Linked DNA regions of Mus musculus: region 2 is linked to region 1. A link is a loop called in an ENCODE intact Hi-C map of the cell type or tissue named here. Cell type or tissue: gastrocnemius. All regions are shown on one strand. Links, peaks and the distances in the headings refer to the core of each region. The heading gives the core; the rest is flanking DNA. Region 1 holds the start of Atp6v1e1 (ATPase, H+ transporting, lysosomal V1 subunit E1). Region 2 has its middle 43 kb from the start of 1700072O05Rik.

What was found. A loop is a pair of places that touch in the nucleus more often than their neighbours do. Peaks named below come from ENCODE experiments on the same cell type or tissue, not always from the same donor. Only the 100,000 strongest peaks of a DNase experiment are listed, where the experiment ranks them.
Region 2: a loop joins it to region 1, with 2.1 times the contacts of the local background. A loop is called at or near these places in 1 of 42 quality-filtered maps.

The regions. Positions count from the first base shown.
Region 1 is chr6:120,822,182-120,825,090 of GRCm38, forward strand. It overlaps Atp6v1e1 (ATPase, H+ transporting, lysosomal V1 subunit E1), which reads right to left and starts at 517. Exons shown (of 9, transcript NM_007510.3): 1 at 407-517. The coding sequence starts at 439. Gm38889 (a long non-coding RNA gene) reads right to left here. Exons shown (of 3, transcript XR_869411.3): 3 at 1,627-1,735. In gastrocnemius, for the core only: a CTCF peak has its summit at 1,277 (motif pointing left); DNase peaks (open chromatin) are centred at 596 and 1,213; H3K4me3 peaks cover 1,347 bases; H3K27ac peaks cover 1,927 bases.
Region 2 is chr6:120,596,321-120,599,229 of GRCm38, forward strand. No RefSeq gene overlaps it. Among named protein-coding and RNA genes, the nearest start is that of 1700072O05Rik, 43 kb to the left of the region's middle. In gastrocnemius, for the core only: a CTCF peak has its summit at 1,779 (motif pointing right); no DNase peak of the experiment used is centred there.

The DNA of each region.
Region 1 (2,909 bases), core at 1-2,500:
CGCAAGCTGCTCTTTCCCCTCAGTCTCTTTCCTGTACTATAGTGAAATAGCGCTTCAGGGAAAACAAAAACAAAATACTTTTAACCTCTGCACAAAACTCTTCCGGATTAAGCGTGGAAACGCCAGAAAAAGGGGGGCTGGCGAGATGGGAGGCAGTCAGCTGCGGGCTCTGTGACAGGCAAGTGGAAGCAGGAGACCAGCAGTCACGTGAGATGCGGTGCAAGGCCCTCTCACTCCCCTGGGTCTGCGAACCATCCCGGCACACACTACCCGCGCCCGAGTGTCGGCGGTCCGCCAGGCTCGCCCGATGAACGCAGGCCACCCGAAGACCCTGCTCTGCAAAGCAAACGTCAACACTGTCCTCCGGACGGCACTGCGGCTGCGCTACACCCAACCTGGCCCTCACCTGCTTCTGTACATCTGCATCGCTGAGCGCCATGGCGAAGGCAAAGTCCGGCCAGGGGACAGCTTCGAATCTGGGTTCAAAGTGGCGGCGGAGCAAACCTGAGACGAAAACCCTGGGAGGTCCAGCTTCCTTTACTTTATAAACCCCGCTTCCGGTTCCGGCTTGGTGACCAAGGGGCCGTAGCCTTCTCAACCAATAGATCGAGAACTGTGCCCGCGGAAGTTCTGCCTTGGCTCCGCCCTTTCCCAGGCGCATGCGCAGAGCGACTCTTTTTTTTTTTTTTTTTTTAAACTGACTCGTGACTGCTTGGCAAGGACAAAATACTTCAGAGACTTGAGAGAGCTTTAGGGATTCCCTCCCTCCTTCCCTCCCTCCCTCCTTTTCTCTTCCTTCCTTCCTTCCTTCCTTCCTTCCTTCCTTCCTTCCTTCCTTCCTTTGTTTCTTTTCTTCCTTCCTTTTTTTTTTTTTCTCTTTTTCGAGACAGGATTTCTCTGTGTAGATGTGGCCGTCTTGAAACTGACTTCATAGACCAGCTGCCTTGAACTCACAGACATCCTCCTGCCTCTGCCTCCCGAGTGCTGGGATTAAAGATGTGCTCCACCACCACCCGACTAGGGATTTTTGTATCAGACTTTAATCAGAATTATTTATACTTCTTCAGCGGTTGTTTTAGTAAAACAGTTGAGTTGTTTGTTTGTTTACAAACAAAAGGTTTGAACTCCTGAGTTTCCTGCCTCCATCTGCTAAGTGTTAAGATTATGGACAAGGGACCGGAGAGATGGCTCAGTGGTTAAGAGCACTGCCTGTAACCACAAAGTAGCTCACATCCCTCCTTAATGGTATCCCACGCATGCCCTCTCCTGGTCTGTCTGAAGACAACGACAGTGTATTCACATAAAATAAATAAATAAACCTTAAAAAAAAAAAGATTACAGACACGTACCAGGTTAAGACCCCGGTAAACAGTTTACATAATTTACTCAGCACTCAAAACCAAAAATAAAATGTAATAAAATAAAATAAATAAATAAAAGCATTGCGTGGGAGGCATGCCTTTAATCCCAGCCCTTAGGAGGTAGAGACAGGTGGATCTCTTTGTTAGAGGCCAGAGTCTACAGGGTGAGTAAACCAGGCTTGGTTAACAGTGAGTTCCAGGATAGCCAGGGCTACATAGAGAAACTTTGTCTCAAATAAACACATAAAGATCTACTCACTGCTTGTGACATAGCTCAGTTGACAGAATGCTTGCATAACACATGCAAAGTGTTGGTCTATCCATGAGCTGGTGTGCGGCGAGGCATTCTTGCAATCCCCACATTCAGATGGCCCCTGGAAAATCATAAGTTCCACATCAAGCCTGGAAATTTGAGTCCTGCCTGGACTAGAGATTAAATAATAGTTTTTATTTAAACCCAAGCCATAGGGCTAAAAACAGGGCTCAGGGATTAAGAGCACCCTCGTCGAGAGGGCTCAAGTTTAATCTTCAGCACCCCTATGGCAGCTTACAACTGTTACTCCAGTTCAGGGAGATCCAATGGCTTCCATGGGCACCAGGCATACAGGCAAGCATCCATATACATTTTAAAAGAACAAAAACAAAACCCCTAACAGATTTAGCATTAATATAAATAAGCCCTTCAATATTTATTATTAAATAAGAATTGTGTGAAGGGCTGGAGAGATGGCTTAGTGGTTAAGAGCACTGACTGCCCTTCCAAAGTTCCTGAGTTCGAATCCCAGCAACCACATGGTGGCTCACAACCATCTGTAATGAGATCTGATGCCCTCTTCTGGTGTGTCTGAAGACAGCTACAGTGTACTTACATATAATAATAAAATAAATCTTTAAAAAAAAAAAGAGTTGTGTGAAAACATAGCATTTGGACTGGGTATGTATACAGGGCCTAACAGACCACTCCAATGTGCAGTTTGAGTTCAGGGTTTAAACTTTTCCATCCCTAACTCTTTTTAAAGAATGACAGGTTTGCCGGGTGGTGGTGGCGCACTTGGGAGGCAGAGGCAGGTAGATTTCTGAGTTCGAGGCCAGCCTGGTCTACAGAGTGAGTTCCAGGACAGCCAGGACTATACAGAGAAAACCTGTCTCAAAAACAAACAAACAAACAAACAAAAAAGAATGTCAGTTTTATATTACCTATAGTGTTACATGGATATAAATTAGACTTACAAGTCAAATATTGATAATAAATCATAAATAGTTATTGTCTTAGTCAGGGTTTCTCTTCCTGCACAAACATCATGACCAAGAAGCAAGTTGGGGAGGAAAGAGTTTATTCAGCTTACATTTACACACTGATGTTTGTCACCAAAGGAGGTCAGAACTGGAACTCAAGCGGGTCAGGAAGCAGGAGCTGATACAGAGGCCATGGAGGGATGTTCCTTACTGGCTTGCTTGAGTTCCAGTCCTAACTTCCTTTGGTGATGAACAGCAATGTGGAAATGTAAGCTGAGTAAACCCTTTGCTCCCCAACTTGCTTCTTGGTCA
Region 2 (2,909 bases), core at 254-2,753, 230 kb before region 1:
GCCAAAGAGGATTGTGAGAGTTTCGAGTCAGAATGTCATCCCAGAAAGCCTGGGAGTGGCTGCCTCCCTCCTTGTGTGGCCATGTTCTCTGACCTCCAGGACCTCTGACCCAAAGTCTGGGTGACTGTGCTTCCCTGCTGTGTGGTTGACATTTTGCTTTTCCAGTTGTCATGGTTTTCTGAGAAAAATGAACATTTCTTTAACGATGACCTCATTTCCTTCCTTCTCTTGGTTCCTTCTCTTGGGTCTCACCTATCCAATGGTCCTGGGATTTGATGCTTTGTTTGTTTAGCGCTGGGTATGAAACCTTGCCCGTCATTGACTTGTACTCCCTGAGTCACAAATGTTGTGATTTGAAGATGTTTAGACTGGTTGGTAGTATTTGGTTTTGAGACAGGGTTTCATATGTCCTGGGCTGGTCTCCTAAGTAGCTGGGTATTATGGCTGGTTGGAATATCAACCTGCCACAAATTCCAATGGCCCATAGAACTGTGCTGACTGCCTTGGCTGACTTCCGTGGACCCTCCTGGATGTGGGCTTCACCTTCAAGCAGATAAGAAGAGTGTGGCAGAGGGAAGATCACTCCTTTGGCAAGCTTGGCCTCCCATCTTGCTGCTGGGCTGATCTGCCCCAATGCTGCTGCTGAGCCCTCACTGATAGCAGAACCAGTCTCCAAGCTTTCTTTTTGGACTAGGGACCAATGGCTTGCTGGGAAACTTCTCGGCTTTTTATACCAGATTGGGATTACTGGGGGAGTGGGGTTCAGCCTGTGGACTGACCAACAACCGATTGCCTCTTCTACTTTTCAATTCCCCTCACCCCCACCCATCCCTGTGACAAACAGTCATGGTGGGACCGACCACTCTAACTGCTAAGGCAGCCTCAAGAATCTAGGAACTGGCCGGGCGTGGTGGCGCACGCCTTTAATCCCAGCACTTGGGAGGCAGAGGCAGGTGGATTTCTGAGTTCGAGGCCAGCCTGGTCTACAGAGTGAGTTCCAGGACAGCCAGGGCTACGCAGAGAAACCCTGTCTCGAAAAATCAAAAAAAAAAAAAAAAAGAATCTAGGAACTACCACATTCCCAGCTCCCTGGTATGATTCTGCTATTGTTAAGTATGTACGTATGTATGTAGTATGTATGTAGCCCATTAGTTCGGTTCCTCTTGAAAACCCTGACTAATAAACTTAGGATTTCTTTGAACTCCTCATCTTCCTGCCTGCAACTTCTGTTATATGTATTTTAAAACTGCGGCAGTGGCGATGGTGATGCGGTGCACCTTGGGGGCCCTGGCCAAGGTATCCCCCTGAGGAAATAGATGTAATATAAAGGTTTATTGGTGAGAAGGAAAGGGTGGGTACAGAGAAAAGGGAGGAAGAGAGGGAGGGAGGGGGGCAGGAAAGGAGGGAGGGAGGGAGAAAGGAAGGGAGGGAAGAAAAGGAAAGATGGAGAGAGCAGCAGTAACTAGCAGGTGCCTACCTGGTGGCTGTTGCTAGGTAACTGTTGGGCGGAGCCTAGAGGAAATGTTAACATCTACAGAGTGTTGGGATTGAAGGTGTGCACCACCACACTTGATTTACACTGGGCTAACAACCAAACACAGGGCTGTGTCCCATGCTAGACGAGACTCTGAAGATGAGCTACATCCACAGCCCTAGTCTGAAGTTTTATAAATGCAAAGTGCTCTTGCATTCTACCTAGGGAAAAAACACCAAATGCCTGCCCACCAGGCAGGGTAGGGAAAAGGGGAATACAGGGGTACCAACTCCATCCAGAGGAGGGCAGCACCCCATTTACCCAGAGCTGGGATTCCAAATTCCCAGAGAGAGAAATTTAATCTCTGCACTTTCTGAGACACTCGTTCAAGCTCTGTCCCTTTCTTCCTTCTGGGGCAGCCATCCCTTCTTTCCGTGGCAGAGCCCTCCACCCTGTGAGGCATCATACACAGGCCATGGTGGGAGATGCCACCTGTATCCTGGAGGCTTGGGGGCAGACATCTGCCACTTGCATTGTTCCCCAGATCTAGGGCTGGAAGACATCTGACACTGGGCATCAGCCAATCACACACCTTAGCAGTTTGGCGAGGTAACCTTTTCCTCTTTTCCTAGGTAACCTTCAGCAGGGACAGGCATTTCAGGTGTATTTCCAAGGAGAATGGGAGGAGGCAGAGAGGAGTAGTCGTTCTCCCTGGAATATCCCTTACTCTGCCATCCCTGGCCTCACAAGTCACCTGCCCCTCCCTCTGCTCTGGATCAGCAAAGGCCCTAAGGTCTGTTGTTTGCATCACCCTCCTACTGAAAGCCAAGCAGAGATGAATCACAGGGAGTCTCCAGTAGCATTCACCTGGTGAGGCTTTGTTCCAGAACATTCCTGACAGCCCCACCCAGGAACACCAAGTACCAAACAGTCAAGGTTGGGATAGAGGGGATCCCAGGGCAGAATGAATCCATGACCATGAAGCCAGCTGGCATAAACACATCCACCCCTGCTCAGGGGGTGCTTATGGTATGGTAGGAGTGGACAGCGCTAAACATGGAAGCACAGTCACAGAGAGAAAGGATGGCACACAAAGAAAAAAGCTAGAATGCAAGAAAATGGGCACAGAAGGGGAGAGGAAGGTGCAGTTAAATGGGGTCAGGAAGACCTCGTGCCCATAATCCCAGAATATGGGAGACTGAGGCAGGAGGGTTACTGTGAGTTTAGGTCAGCCTGGAGCCAGTTTCAACCTCTGACCCCTGACTACTCTAAGAAGTTGGTGTTAAGAGAATTAGCCAGAACCAGAATGCATCCAACACCGAATCACCGGTCAAGTTCCTGCACTCAAAAGACATCCTAACTCAGACACCTTAACAAAAACACCAAGGCTGGTGTAGGAGGATCAGAAACTGGAAGGCCAGCCTTGCTACATTAT